2 separate regions of the Homo sapiens genome follow, and region 2 is linked to region 1. A link is a loop called in an ENCODE intact Hi-C map of the cell type or tissue named here. Cell type or tissue: psoas muscle. All regions are shown on one strand.

The links. Hi-C counts contacts between places; a loop is a spot of excess contacts. Peaks named below come from ENCODE experiments on the same cell type or tissue, not always from the same donor. Only the 100,000 strongest peaks of a DNase experiment are listed, where the experiment ranks them.
Region 2: it touches region 1 in a loop (9-fold over the local background); 54 of 110 quality-filtered maps call a loop at or near these places.

The regions. Positions count from the first base shown.
Region 1 is chr11:55,932,569-55,940,568 of GRCh38, reverse strand. OR5I1 (olfactory receptor family 5 subfamily I member 1) reads left to right here and starts at 4,169. Exons shown (of 1, transcript NM_006637.1): 1 at 4,169-5,113. The coding sequence starts at 4,169. The coding sequence ends at 5,113. In psoas muscle, no CTCF peak of the experiment used is centred here; no DNase peak of the experiment used is centred here.
Region 2 is chr11:56,783,628-56,791,627 of GRCh38, reverse strand. It overlaps the pseudogene OR5G4P. Among named protein-coding and RNA genes, the nearest start is that of OR9G4, 39 kb to the right of the region's middle. In psoas muscle, CTCF peaks have their summits at 7,777 and 7,991 (motif pointing right); no DNase peak of the experiment used is centred here.

The DNA of each region.
Region 1 (8,000 bases):
TCTCTTGGATACTAAGTCAGGGAAATTTAGAATCACAATAAAGAGTAGTGCAAAGTCCAAGAATTAAATAGGGATTGCAAGTGTTCTTCTGCAGAGACAACGCTACAGATACTGGAGAGAATAGTCTCTTCTTACAACCGTCTTACAGGCTTAGACCTCTGCCCACAGATTCTCATAAATCACTCAACCATTAGAATATTATATTATCACTTTCCTTTCCGAAGAGTAGGATTAGCAAAAGAGAACGGTTACTTTTTTCCTTTAATGAATGAAATTATAAATAATTAATTTTTAAAATTTAAATTTGTGATTTCTAAAGAAGTATATTCAAAAAACTAGATTTACGGAGTAAATTTTTAAAATGTTTTTCAAATAACTTCATTACCAAAATGATAATTACCTCAAAATTTTTTAAATGATAAATTCCTTGTATGAGCATATTATACTAAAATGACAAACTCTCATTTTTTCTTTATAGAGTTAACTTTCAGTTCACCAACCCTATCACTATATTTTCCTAAATCACAAAATAAGTTCAGTATTGTGTGCAGTTATATAGAAGGATCATACCACAAATAAAGAGGAAATATGAATTCAGATTTGAGCTCACAGTAACTGAGATTTTTTTTCAATAGTTAGAATGTACACAGTGGATTGAAGTTGTGAAATTATTTTCCTAAAAAATAATTAAGCTGAGGCTTCTGACCATGTTTTAGTAGGTTCATAAATGGATTTTTGCAATGGATATAAGTTTTAAGAAGATTTCCTCTGTGATACTCCAGATATAGGCATGATAAATAAACCTGCATTATACTGTGAAAATAAAGAGACTATAATTGGTGGGGCTGCACTAATTACAATTAGCTATTAACTACAGTTGTTTGAATGAAGCTATCTTATACAATGTATATCAGAATAATGAAGTTGATGATGACAACCTGTGTTTACTGAGATGACCTTGCCATTGTCCTGATACATTTTGGTACCAGGTGTTATAAAGTCCTCTGTCTTGTCAGAAAACATCTGGTGATACTAAGCTCTACAGAAGCTTTCAATGCCACAAAAATAATTCATTAATTTTCAGTACTAGTAATCATAAATAATATTTTTAGAGTTTCCATGTGGTTTTTGAGAAATTTAAATGGCAGTAGTTACAGTTTTAAATATTTGAACTATTTGTAAAGAACCTCCACAATAAAGACGGTCCTTTGTAGAATGCCAAGTGTTAAAAACAACCTCCTCGATATTACTGAAAATGAAAATTACCTCTTCAAATTAACACAACAGCATTTCCATGAAAATTATGAATGTGTTTCTAGAGAAAATATTTACATTGGCAATAAGCCTAGTAACTATTCTCTAGGAGTCTCTCAGAAATTAACATGCTTGGAATCCTTCAATTACTAGGTCCCCAGTGACATAAGAATTCATGTAAAAGCCCTTGGTTGTATTGGTGAAATTATTCCCTTAAGCAACTTGCAACAGTTCCTTCCTCAGTAAGTAGCTTCTGCGGTTATTGGACTGGCTTTAATCGTGCAAAAAAAAAAAAAATCAACTTTTGTTGGTCTGAGAGCAAGAACCACTGATTTGAGTACAAATAGTTTTGAAAGTACATTTATCATTCAATATTGTACTGACAAGGTAATCTATCTTTTATCACCCTTTCTGATATAGCTTCCACAGGGTCTAAAATGTCTTTTGTTTAAATAAGCCTTTTGTTACTGATAGGAGAACCAAAGCATATCTACCTACCTTATAACTTGAATTAACTTATTTTATAACATAAGATTGTTTTGTTATGTTTGGAAAGAACTTATTGAATCATAGTATGTTAGTAAGATTTATTTGTTAATTCCCTTTTAAAAAGAAGAATCCAAGAATCACTGTCTTTTCCTACCACTATCCTCATGCCTCTTCTCTTCCTTTTAATATTTCTCTAAATAGAATTTTTTGACTATCAGAAGGAATGACCAATGTGAAGTTGCCAAGAATACATGCCCCACATTTTTGGGAAGTATGCGAACCATAGAATGGTCATACTGTTAATATTCTCCCCGTCCTCATGCTTGCTTTCATGGGCTTTGATTTCATACACCCCTGAGTTTGAATTGCACTGGTCAACTACATGTTGAATGACCTTGAGATACTATCCTAAGCATTAATGTTCTCATCCAAAATATGGAGCTAATAAAAAGAATCCTGTTTATAGAGAACCAGTGTATCATGTGGCTTTGGAGTCAGAATTTTGGGTTCTAATCCTGTTTCCATCACATCCTAAATCTCAAATTCTCTCTTTCTTAGTTTCCTTCATCTGTAAGAAAAAGATCATAATGATAGTAACTCCATGGTAATTTTGTTAGTTTTTTGGTGACAATTAAATGAGTTATAGGTGAAGTGTTAAGAATATTGCATTACACATAGTAAGCATTATACAGGTGACAATTATTGTTAGTAAAATTTGACAGGTAGCTCTAGTCATAATCTAAGAATAAAATGGCAGCGTGGCAATCAAAACTAATTTTTGATGTTATCTACTGTATGTCAGTCTCCCTAAAGAATGACACATGGAAAGATAAGTAGGTAGATAAAGGGACAGAAAGGGGGGGCAGAACATTTTCCCTATTTAATCCATACAGAAACACTATGAGATATTTATTATCATTGTTGTAGTATAGATTAGGATAATTTATATTAAGTGGCACAAGGTCACACAGCCCCCATGCAGCCAAGATGGGCATCTAATCAAATTCCTCCTAAATCGAAGTGATGTCTTATATTGTCTAAATACCTTGACTATTTTCAAACAAGCAAAATGAGAATAACCACTGTCCTGCTGTAGTGCTGCATCTCATTCACACGCTTTGAGGTGATAACATAAGGCAGCACTTTGAGCACGTGATTAACCCTTCTGATTATCAATAGGCTTCTCAGTGTTTATGTCATTGGGTAGTTTTATTGCTTACATGAGATAAATAAATTGTCTTTAGCACTGTCATTGTCATAATATCTATTATGTAAATGAGGCAGTGACTCAAATATTTTTAATTCCCATCTTGGCCCTCTCAACATGAACTTTAGAGATTGATGCTTTGCTTGCTTTTTTTTGTTGTTGTTTTGTTTTTTACGTATTTCCAAGTCTATCCTTCATGGTCAAAATCAAATTATTTGTACTTCAAAGTCAAGTTAAAAATTTTTATAATTCTGTAAGTATTTTGAGACCTCAGAAGCAGTGTTTAACAGATTTTTCTGACTCAACACTTTGTATTATACTACCATAACAATAAATGCAACAATTGTTCTTTACTTATAAAATTTAATCAGTGATGATGCCATATATAGTAATGTTATTTAATTGCAAGTTAACATATAACTAAATGTTTTGCTGACTGTACTTGGTCAGTCCACTAATGTTTAATGAGCATTTCCAGGAAGCCAAGGAGTTCGATAAATGCCAGAAGTATTGAAACAAGTAGTTAACTAATTTTATCAGCTTAGTTTAGTATGTGAACAGGGTTTATGGAATTACACTAAGCTCTTTTCTGTCAAAAATATCCTCAGAGCTGGTATTTACTGACATTTGTTTTTATTTCGCTAAAGCTTCTGCTTTACAGTAAAAAAAAAATTAGCCGGCATATTTCATCACACCACTCTATTTACTCAGTCAAGAGACACAGCATACCGGTATCTATCAAATCCTGAAAACAAGAAGCAGATGTTCTAAAATTCTTATTCAAAGGAACACTCTATAAGTCAGTCCATTTTTAATAATATACATATTTTCTTTACTTAATGTGATCATCAGTCTGTTCATTAATTTATTACTTTTTTAATACTCTGGGCCAGTAATTGTTTAATATTTTGGGTGCAAAATGGTAAGCCAAATCAGACATGATCCATGCACATAGGAAGTCAACTGTTCAATGGAAGAAATAGTAATCAAATAAAATATAACCTGCAACCATGAAATATGATATTACTAAATTCTGAAATATATTTCTCAGAGTTTATAGTTCAAAAAAGTTTGAGCTTGCTTTCTTTATCTTATTGCCATTTATTTATTTTTAAACAATAAAATAACTTTATAATTACATCTAATTATTTTTCTTTTTTCATCATTATAGCATTGTAGGGTATTAGAAATTCTCATAAAAGGAAAACAACACAGAAGATGGAATTTACAGATAGAAACTACACGTTGGTCACTGAGTTTATTCTATTAGGTTTTCCAACTCGCCCTGAACTGCAGATTGTCCTGTTCCTCATGTTTCTGACATTGTATGCTATAATTCTGATAGGGAACATTGGATTGATGCTGTTGATCAGGATTGATCCTCACCTTCAAACCCCCATGTATTTTTTCCTTAGCAACCTATCATTTGTAGACCTTTGCTATTTCTCAGACATTGTTCCCAAAATGCTGGTCAATTTCCTCTCGGAGAACAAATCTATTTCCTATTATGGGTGTGCCCTGCAGTTTTATTTTTTCTGTACTTTTGCAGATACAGAATCCTTCATCCTGGCCGCCATGGCCTATGATCGCTATGTCGCCATCTGTAACCCTTTATTGTACACAGTTGTGATGTCTAGGGGCATCTGTATGCGGTTGATTGTCTTGTCATACCTTGGAGGCAACATGAGTTCCCTGGTTCACACATCCTTTGCCTTTATTCTGAAATATTGTGACAAAAATGTTATTAATCATTTTTTCTGTGACCTCCCTCCCCTGCTTAAACTATCCTGCACTGACACAACAATTAATGAGTGGCTCCTCTCCACATACGGCAGCTCAGTGGAAATCATTTGTTTTATCATCATCATCATCTCCTACTTTTTCATTCTTCTCTCAGTCTTAAAGATCCGCTCTTTCAGTGGGAGGAAGAAGACCTTTTCTACATGCGCCTCTCACCTGACTTCAGTGACGATCTACCAAGGGACTCTCCTCTTTATTTACTCACGGCCCAGCTACCTGTATTCTCCAAACACTGATAAAATTATCTCAGTGTTCTACACCATTTTCATTCCAGTGCTGAATCCGTTGATTTATAGTTTGAGAAATAAAGATGTAAAGGATGCAGCTGAGAAAGTTCTAAGATCAAAGGTAGATTCTTCATGAGATAAAGCATCTCAAGATACATCTAATTTCTCAATCACATACTGTAATTGGGAACTTACAACAACCTTACCTGTACACACACACAACCTCTCACACTAGGGATTTTATCAAGCACTTTGTTTAATGCAGCCAAATGAATTTCATAGTCCTAAAATATTTTTAAAATCATTTAAAAGTTTCAAAGTTCCTGCTAAATGCTAGTTATACTACTTTTCAGTTATTACTAGCTTGAGATTTATGCTAAAATCAATTTCATCAAGCCATCTTAAGGGATATAGTAAATATTTCAGAAAAGTATGCATGCATGTACATGTGCGTATCTATCTGTAGAATATCTCAGTTATAAGTGTAGATTACTGGATAACTGGATAAGAAAATAAGTCAGATTGCTTTGATTTATATGCCAGATCTATACTTGGCTAGTGAGTGGCATATTGAATGAGTTGCTTAATTTTTCTATGCCTCATTTATCTGTAAAATGGGATGAATATTGCACATATGCTATTGATTGTTTGATGGTGAACAGAGTTAATACAGTTAAGAGCTGAGAATAGTGCCTGGACATTATATACACTTACATGTTTGTTATAAGATATGTTTTTATAATATCTCACACTAATTAAAATGCATGTAATAAAATAAGATGATAGAGGCTAGAATGTTAGAAAAGCAATCATAAAAAGCCAAATAATATTTTTTAAAATGCAGGTGATAACATGTTGATAACTTTCTACATCCAATGTATCATAAAGCAATTTGGAAACATTTTCTTAGTGGCTTGAGCAATATAGGTTAATTGCAATGCAAAATATTTGTTTTACTATCTCTTGTTTTTAAATACACCAATGTGTTACTGAATGTGAGGAACGTTCTTTGCTGGAATCTCAGAAAAAGAATACTATCTCTAATTTATTACACTATCGTAATTGTATCCTCATAGGGAGATCAATCCAGTACTGTGGTAGAAAACCATGCATGAAATGTGTGTTTGAAAATTCTAATTGAAGGATGTGTAGAAGTATGTGTATTATTACAAAATGTATTTCTGTAACTAATATTGTGTGCTGCAAATCATTATTATGTATGATAACTGTTTACAAGCTATGAAATGGAAATATGAAAGTTTACAGTTATGCAAGCATGTATCATTTTATTTCATTTCACAGATATTGTTTTTTTCTTCACAAATTAAAAGTTCAGGACCACACTGTGTTAAGCAAGTCTACTGGCACCAGTTTTCCAACATTATGTTCTCATATCATGTCTCTGTGTCACATTTTGGTAATTCTTACAATGTCTCAATCTTTACATTATTATTTTATCTATTGTGAAGATCTGTGATCAGTGATCTTTGATGTTACTATTATCATTATTTAGGGGCACAATGGACTGTACCCATAAAAGACAGTGAACTTAATTGATAAATGTTATATACATTCTGACTGCTCTGCCAACTGACCTTCTGGCTCTCTCCCTTTCCTTTGGCCTCCCTATTTCCTGAGACACAACTATATCAAAAGTAGACAAGTTGCAATTAACCTTGCAACGGCCTTTAAATGTTCAAGCAAAAGGAAGTATTGCACATCTCTCACATTAAATAAAGAGTTAGAAATAACGAAGCTTAGTGAGGAAAGCATGGCAAAAGACAAGTTAGGCTGAAAACCTGTGCCAGGATAACTGCCACATTGTGAATAGAAAGATAAATTCTTGAAGGAAATTTAAAATGCCACTTCAGTGAACATGAGTGATAAGAAATAAAACACTCTTATTGCTGATATGGGGAAAATTTCAGTGGTCTGGCTTGAAGATCAAAACAACCACAACAATCCATTAATCCAAAACCTAATCCAGAGCAAAGCCCTAACTCTCTTCAATTCTGTGAAGGCTGAGAGAGGTGAGGACACCATAGAAGAAATAATTTAAGCTATCAGAGGTTGATTCCTGTGGTTTAAGGACATAAGCCATCTCCGTAACATAAAAGCACAAAGTGAAACAGCAAGAGCTGATGCAGAAGCTACAGTAAGTTATCCATAAGATCCAGCTAAGTTAATTGATGAAGGCTGCACTAAACAACATCCTTTCAATATAGAGGAAACAACCTTATATTGGAAGATATCACCTAAGACCTTTATAGCTAGAGAGAAGTCAATGACTGGCATAAAACCTTCACAGAACAGGCTGATCTCTTTTTAGAGGAAACTGCAACTTTAAGTTGATGCCAATGCTCATTTACCCCTCTAAAAATCCTAGGGTTCTTAAAAATTATGGTAAATCTTTTTTGTCCATGCTTTATAAGTATAATACCAAAGCCTGGATGATAGCACATATGCTTATAGCATGAGTCACTGAATATTTTAAGCCCATTGTTGAGATCTGCTACTCAGAAAGAAAAAGATTCCCTTCAAAATTTTACTGTTGTTTGACTGTGAACTTGGTCACTCATCAGCTCTGATGGAGGTGCTCAAGATTAATATTCTTTTCATACCTATTAAGGCAACATCTACTATGCAGCCTGTGGATCAAGGAGTAATTTTGAATTTCAAGTATTATTATTTAAGAAATACAGCCTGTAAGGCTAGAGCTGCCATAGCTTGTGATTCCTCTGATAGATCTAAGAAAATTAAACCAATAACCTGGAAATAATTCATCATTCTAGAAGCCATTAAGAACATTCATGATTCATGGAAGGAAGCCAAAATATCTATACCAACAGGAGTTTGGAAGAAATTGATTCCAACCTTTGTGAATGACTTTGAGGAACTCAAGACTTTAGTGAAAGAAGCAACTGCAGAGGTAATGAAAATGATAGTCTGTTCAATGTAGCTGACATGAAAACAAAATATTAGAATATTACATAAACATAATTGATAAAGATGCAGCAAGGAGA
Region 2 (8,000 bases), 850 kb before region 1:
TCTACTTTTACTACAGTACTTATATTTATCTTTTTTTTTTTTAGAATTTTACAATCTTTAATATAAATGTTAAATACATATGTTATGGACATCTTTAAATAGTGTCTGATTATAATGTGAATGTTTCTAATGTCTTAACACTACACACATTTTTTTTTCTGGAAGATTCTTTGTATTAAATTAAATAGTTATTTTTATTTCCAGTTTTGGAAAGTTCTTCTTGAGAGCTGCATTTTATCAAATTCTTGTTCAAATTCGATTGAAATAATAATAATGCTTTTTCCTATAATCTGTAAGGGTAGTGATTAATTTATATAGGTTTATAAAGTTTTAACCATTTCTTAGTTAAGTCCCAAATTTCTCTATAAAACGCTTAAACCATACTATTTTTTAGAACTGTGATATATCTAATGTCCTAGCATTTTATTTGGGCTTTTTAAAAAATATCAATGTTTCTAAGTTAGTTCCACCTATATTTCTTTTCCTGTGCAATATGTTATGATTTTAAAAAATCAAAGTTGAATGCATGATCAGTTCTCTATTTTTCTCACTATAGAGACTAAAATCAACCAATGGCTGATGGAAATATAAAAGGATCACAGAATTCATTTTTGTAGGCTTAAGGTATCATCTTCAGCTGCAAGTCTTCCTTTTCTTACCATTTCTACCTTTTTTACCTCATTACTATGACAGAAAACTTGGGCATGATGGTTCGCATCTGGCTCGATTCCTGCTTTCACACACCTATGTACTTTGTCCTCAGCTACCTGTCCTTTGTGGACATCTGCTTCTCATCCGTTGTGGGCCACAAGTTGCTCACTGACTTATTTGCTGTAAGGAAAGCCATCTCTTTCCTGGGCTGTCCCTTGCAGCAGTGGTTCTTTGGGTTCTTCATAGTCATTGAGTATCTTCTCTTGGCTTCCATGGCCTATGACAATTATGTGGCCATCTGTAACCCATTGTTGTACTCAGTGGCCATGTAATAGAGACTGTGCATCCAGCTGGTGGTTGTACGTTATGCAGCTGATTTCTTCAACACCATAACTCACACAACGGCTGCTTTTCATTTTCCCTTTTTTCACTCCAACATTATCAATCATTTCTTCTGTGACATGTCTCTCCTTCTTTCTCTCGTGTGTGCTGACGCCCGGATCAATAAATTGTTAGTTTTCATTGTGGCTGGAGCTGTACTAGTTGTCAGTAGCCTGACCATTATAATCTCCTATTTTTACATCCTTACTGACATTCTGAGGATCTGCTCTGCTAATGGGAAGAACAAAACTTTTTCCACCTGCTCTTCACACTTAACAGCTGTTTCCATCTTTTATGGGTCTCTCTTCTTTAGCTACGTTCGACCAGGTGCAACTTTTTACCCGGAACTCAATAAAATAGTGTTGGTGTTCTGTACATCCCCATGTTGAAACCTCTCATCTACAGCTTGATAAATAAAGAAGTATCCTAGCCACTAGACCACCAGGGAAGTGGGGAAAGGATTCCCTATTTAATAAATGGTGCTGGGAAAACTGGCTAGCCATACGTAGAAAGCTGAATCTGGATCCCTTCCTTACACTTTACACAAAAATTAATTCAAGATGGATTAAAGACTTAAATGTTAGACCTAAAACCATAAAAACCCTAGAAGAAAACCTAGGCAATACCATTCAGGACATAGGCATGGGCAAGGACTTCATGTCTAAAACACTAAAAGCAATGGCAACAAAAGCCAAAATAGACAAACGGGATCTAATTAAACTAAAGAGCTTGTGCACAGCAAAAGAAACTACCATCAGAGTGAACAGGCAACCTACAGAATGGGAGAACATTTTTGCAATCTACTCATCTGACAAAGGGCTAATATCCAGAATCTACAATGAATTCAAACAAATTTACAAGAAAAAAACAAACAACCCCATCAAAAAGTGGGTGAAGGACATGAACAGACACTTCTCAAAAGAAAACATTTATGCAGCCAAAAAACACATGAAAAAATGCTCATCATCACTGGCCATCAGGGAAATGCAAATCAAAACCACAATGAGATATCATCTCACACCAGTTAGAATGACAATCATTAAAAAGTCAGGAAACAACAGGTGCTGGAGAGGATGTGGAGAAATAGGAACACTTTTACACTGTTGGTGGGACTGTAAACTAGTTCAACCATTGTGGAAGTCAGTGTGGTGATTCCTCAGGGATCTAGAACTAGAAATACCATTTGACCCAGCCATCCCATTACTGGGTATATACCCAAAGGAATATAAATCATGCTGCTATAAAGACACATGCACACGTATGTTTATTGTGGCACTATTCACAATAGCAAAGACTTGGAACCAACCCAAATGTCCAACAATGATAGACTGGATTAAGAAAATGTGGCACATATACACCATGGAATACTATGCAGCCACAAAAAATGAAGAGTTCATGTCCTTTGTAGGAACATGGATGAAGCTGGAAACCATCATTCTCAGTGACTATTGCAAGGACAAAAACCAAACACTGCGTGTTCTCACTCATAGGTGGGAATTGAACAATGAGAACACATGGACACAGGAAGGGGAACATCACAAACCGGGGCCTGTTGTGGGGTGGGGGGAGTGGGGAGGGATAGCATTAAGAAATATACCTAATCCTAAATGACGAGTTACTGGGTGCAGCACACCAACATGGCACATGTATACATATGTAACAAACCTGCACGTTGTGCACATGTACCCTAAAACTTAAAGTATAATAATAATAAAAAAAGTAAAAGATGCCATGGGGAGGATGATTACCAAAAAGAAGTTTTTTAAAAAGAAAATTACAATTTTAATTCTCATCAAGAACAAAAAGTAGATAAAAGGAAAAGCTTCCAGACATAGTTAGACTTCCTCGTCATCATCCCAAGATACTAAGCCATTTGCAAAATTTAGGGGATGGCATATTTCTATGCTTCCATCTGACTTTTATTTTACTACTTACTTTTGGAAAAACCTCCATTTCATCATCTTTCTATAAATGATAAAAATTTTTAGTTACCTACAGAGTCAGAACAATTATATGTCTCCCCAAAATCTTCATTATTAGGAATATGATAAAGTCTAATGAATATTAGAACCATCTAGCGACTGTTATTACTAGCACACTAGTTATATTTAATAATGTAAATGTCCACACCAGGAGTGATTTATTGGAAAAAAAACATGTGTTCCCCATTCCCATCTACAGAATTGAAAATATAAAAGGTTACTTTGCTTAAAAATAATTTTTTAAATAAAAGGAATTCTTTTTCTTATATTCCTTTGAATTTATTTTATGCCTATTTTCTTTATTTTTATATTCTAAAAACAAAATAAATCATCATTATAACAGAAAATATAAAATATAAAGGAAAAGAGGAGCAACAATAAAAATAAAAACCCTAGAATCTTACTATTTCATACAGAGACAAATCCTGGCAATAATTTTCAGATGACTCTCTGTGTATTTGACTCTTAAGTCATTTCAGCTATTACTTTATTTGTTGATATTTAGTTTTTTTCTTAGTTCTTTTAGGTAAAAATAAATGGGAATAGCTTATTATAGAAACTAGAAATAAAATGCAAGAAAGTGAATAGTAAAATAGAAAAATTTTTAAAATTCAGAGGCACTGGGTATGGAAAAGTTAGAGGTAAATTAAAATACAGAAAATTTACAGCCTATTTTCATGTTACCCATTTTTGTTGTTTCCAAATTGAAAAAGAAATATAATAGACAAAATTTTAAAATAGTTTTAGCATCTTTTTGTTTCTTTGAAATTAAGGAAGAGTTTCTGGTCAGAAAAGTGGATGCAGAGCTGATCCTGTGCATCTAAAATAACTCTTCATACAGAACCCCAATTTCAGAATGAATCAGGTGCTATCAGATCTTCTCCAGTGTTTACAAACTTCCCTGGAACACATTGGGATGATATGTGTGGACACTCAACTTTCCCCAAGGCTCTCAATATTTCATGGGTGTCTCATTGAAGGAGAGACCAATAGACATGTTCAGATGGAAAGCGGTCTTGTCTGGACTCAGAACAATGGGTCAGTAACTGCAATCTCCTTGAATTGCACTTGAGCAATTCCAATGCCAAAAATAATGGGTTGAAGGCAAATCTAATGATGTTGACAGAAAACAGACTGTCTGTAGCCTGAGTGTGATGAGAGGCTTTGCACCCTCTTAGAGATTTCAGAAATCACTTTTTCCAACCACAGTTTTTACCATATTTTAAAAGTAGTAAACAACATTTTTCTTGAAATGAGAAAATTGTTCCACTTAGTAAGATTATTATATAATTTAATGTATTAATTGAATCAAAACGTCTTTGGCCTAATAAGAATATAAAATATATGGGCCTAAATTAAAAAAATACTTTCTCTTGTTGCCTAGGAAAAGCAATAAATACATACTTTTAGAGACCTAAAATTATTAGAGAATGTTTGGAAAGCAGAACACAAAGAAAGTAAAACTCACATGTAATTTCACTACTCACATATGAAAACAATGGTAATATACATCAAAATAGATATTTTTTTCTACTATTTAAAATTTATATGTTTGTACCATATATATAGGATTCTGAAATATAAAAATGCAGATAGTTTATTTTATAAGACAATGGGATCTAGAAAAACACACGTTCTTGTCATGTAATTTTGTTTGTATAAATAATCTATGCTAAATCCATTGTTTACACTCTTCCAGCATTTTCTTATATGTAGGTATATATATTTTTACAAGATTTTTATAGGATTTTATATTAAATGTTATTTTTAGCTTGCTTTTAACTAGATAAATCCTAAATATTTTAAAATAAATTATGTGCTATTAGATATTCTTCGCAAGAGGATTTTTAGTTGTCAAAATTAAGTTAAAAAATATGTATATGGTGACTCCTGATTAGCAGGCATTATTCCAAGTCCTGAGGATACAGCAGTAAATGAGACAGGAAAAGTTCTTTTCTCCTTTGGAGGGAGAGAAGCGTGCATTTAATGGCGAACCAGCTAGGGATTAGTATTACTACAAATAAAGAAGAGCTAGGGATCAGCACTACTACAAAAAAAGAAGAGCTAGGAATCATTATCCTACAAAAAAAGAAGGATCAAATATATCTCATGATGGAGACAGGATCATACAGTTTATTTACAGTGGGGTTGGGATTCTAACTCAGGTCCTCAGACAGCAAAACTTGTGCTTTTAGCTATCATACAAATGCCAGCATGAAAGGAAGATCATCTAAGGGGAAAAAATGGCTAAGAAGAAAAGAAGCCAAATAAATTACATTTACCTCTGTAGCAAATACTACTAAAGAGGAATTCCATCTTTCATTCTCCTCTTGCTTAATGGAAGCCCCATTTTTAGCTGGTCACATTGCAACCAAGATAGAACACTACATTTTTCAATCTCCTTTGTACGTGGCTGTTGCCACATGACAAAGTACTGAAATGTAAGAAGAAAATGTGTGAGGTTCTTCTGGGAAGTCTCCTTAGATGTTTAGGTTAGCATTCTTCTTGTCACCTGTCTCCTTTTTGTGACCTAAATGTAGATTCAGTGGCAGTCATTTTGTACTATGGGGAAACATTCGGGCTCCTGTCACTGTATAGTAGCCTTATCTGCCCTACATTGGCTATTTACTTACTCATTTTATAAGAAAGAAAAATAAAGTTTAAACAACTTGTTTAAGTTACTGCTACTTTAAATTTCCTAACACATGTAGGCAAACCTAATCTGAACTGATAAAATCCCTTTTTTGGGGGTGGGTAGGGAAAGAACATCCACGTAACACCTTTGGTCGACTATTGTATTGGTTTGGCTTTTAAGCTTTAGCTCATTAAAGGAAAATAAAATTGGGACAATATAGTTAGGAGAAGTTTTCTACTCATTTCTTTTCTGTCACTATTTGACACCATTCAAAAGAAACAAAAACTGTCTTTGATTGACCCAATTTTTTTCTACTTACCTGTTAGTTGTGTCCAGAGTACTGGTATCCTCCAACTGACTTATTCTCCTGGATCAGGGGCCTACCTCTGTGGTTTGAAGATTCAGGGCCTCATGGTTGACAGCCACACCAGGTGTGGGAGGGACAAGTTATCTTAGAACCACTAAAAGAGTGTTTTTTTTTTTGCCAAAAGAAGGGAAAAGGGACATCTGATTGGGAAGACAAACATATTTAAAATGGAACTTTGAGGAAAGAAAGAAAAAGGTTTAAAGATGTTTTGAAGAAAGAGAGAGGAAAAGATTATTTTTAATCCTATTAGATTCAGTGATGTGTGTGCATGGTGTGAGTATGTGAGAGAGAGAAAGAGAGAGGAGGATGTGACAGTCAATTGCAGGTGTGTCAAGTTGGTTGGACTAAGGGATGCCTAGATAGCTGGTAAATAATTATTTCTGGGTGTGTCTGAGAGGGTGTTTCCAGAAGAGATTGGCATGTGAGTAGGTAGACTGAGGTGGGAAAATCATCCCTCACTCAATGGGGGCAGGCACCATCCAATCGTCTTGGGGCTTGGATGAAACAAAAAGACAGAAGAAAGGCAAATTCTATTTTTTTTCTCTCTCTCCTAGTGTTGGGACACTCTTCTTTTCCTGCTCTTGGACATCAGAACTCCAGGCTCTCCAGCGTTTGGACTCCAGGATTTGCACCAGTGGTCCCAGGTTCTCAGTCCTCAAGCCTCAGACTTAGAGTTACAACATCAGCTTCCCTGTTTTTGAGGCCTTTAGGCTTGGACTGAGCCATGCTACTGTCATCCTAAGGTCTCTAGCTTGCAGATTATCTGCCTGGGACTTAAACTTCGTAATCATGAACCAGTTCCCCTAATAAATTCCCTCTTAGGCATCTATATCTCTATCTGTGTCTACATCTATCTATCTCTGATAGGTTCTGTCTCTCTGGAGAATCTAATATCTATATTATATTCACAAATTTAAATACGAATGGCACAACTATATTAAGGTTACATAAGTGAGGCTACATACTGCAAAATTCAAAATAAAATCAGTATCCAAAATTACACATAATTTATAGAAATTTTTTTGTATTCTTCTCTATAAAATGGGGATAACATTATCTAGGGCATTGTATTACTATCAAAATTAAATAAGATATTGCAGGAGAGTATTTAGAAGTGCTGGATGATGTTTCTATTCTTGTTATTGCTGATTTTTTTTCTTATTATTATTGATATTCATATAGTCATCTTTATGGATGTTGGAAAGGCATGGGACATCATCTGCTCCTGATTAAAACACAATTTTATTTACCTAGAAATAGAGGAATTCTTCCTAATCATATGTCCCAAGGAGCTACTACTTGTTTATCATGAGAACCTTGTACAGTGTCTGGCACAGAGTAGTTATTCAATAAAAGTTTGTTGAACCCAACGGAGCATAACAGGCTTTTGTTTTCTTCAGATCCATTTGGAAAGAAATGTAAGGAAAGATTAACTATTAATGTTGATTCATCTTTCTCCGGTTTCTCTGTTAGTAAAGATTTCCTCAAAATGACCTTACATCCTGAGTTTTCAAAACCTAATTTTAAATATTAGTTCAATTTCCCAACCCATTAAATTTTGCTTTTATAATGTTTGCTTTCAGTACTCATGAAATATACATTTTCATATTATTTATGAAACATCCTTTTCTCCTTCCTTTTAGTAATCTTAGGTAAGAAATTGTGAAGGAAAAGAAATAACTAATTCAACTGAGTTACTCCAGTGACAACTTTCTGTAGAACTTTTTTCCTGAGAAATTATCAGATTTGTATAAGGATTATATTTTTCAAAACTAAATTTTAATTAAAAAATTACTCTAAGTTTATATAAAATATTTCACTAAGAAATATATTGTATATCTTTAACTCTTAAGTCAACTCTTGTTAACATGCTCTTAGCGAATACAGAATACGTTTAAGGGTAAACAGTATTCCCAGCGAAATAACACTGTCGTGGTTTCTTCTTAAGTTGTTAAGCATTGCCACTAGATGGCAGCATCAACTT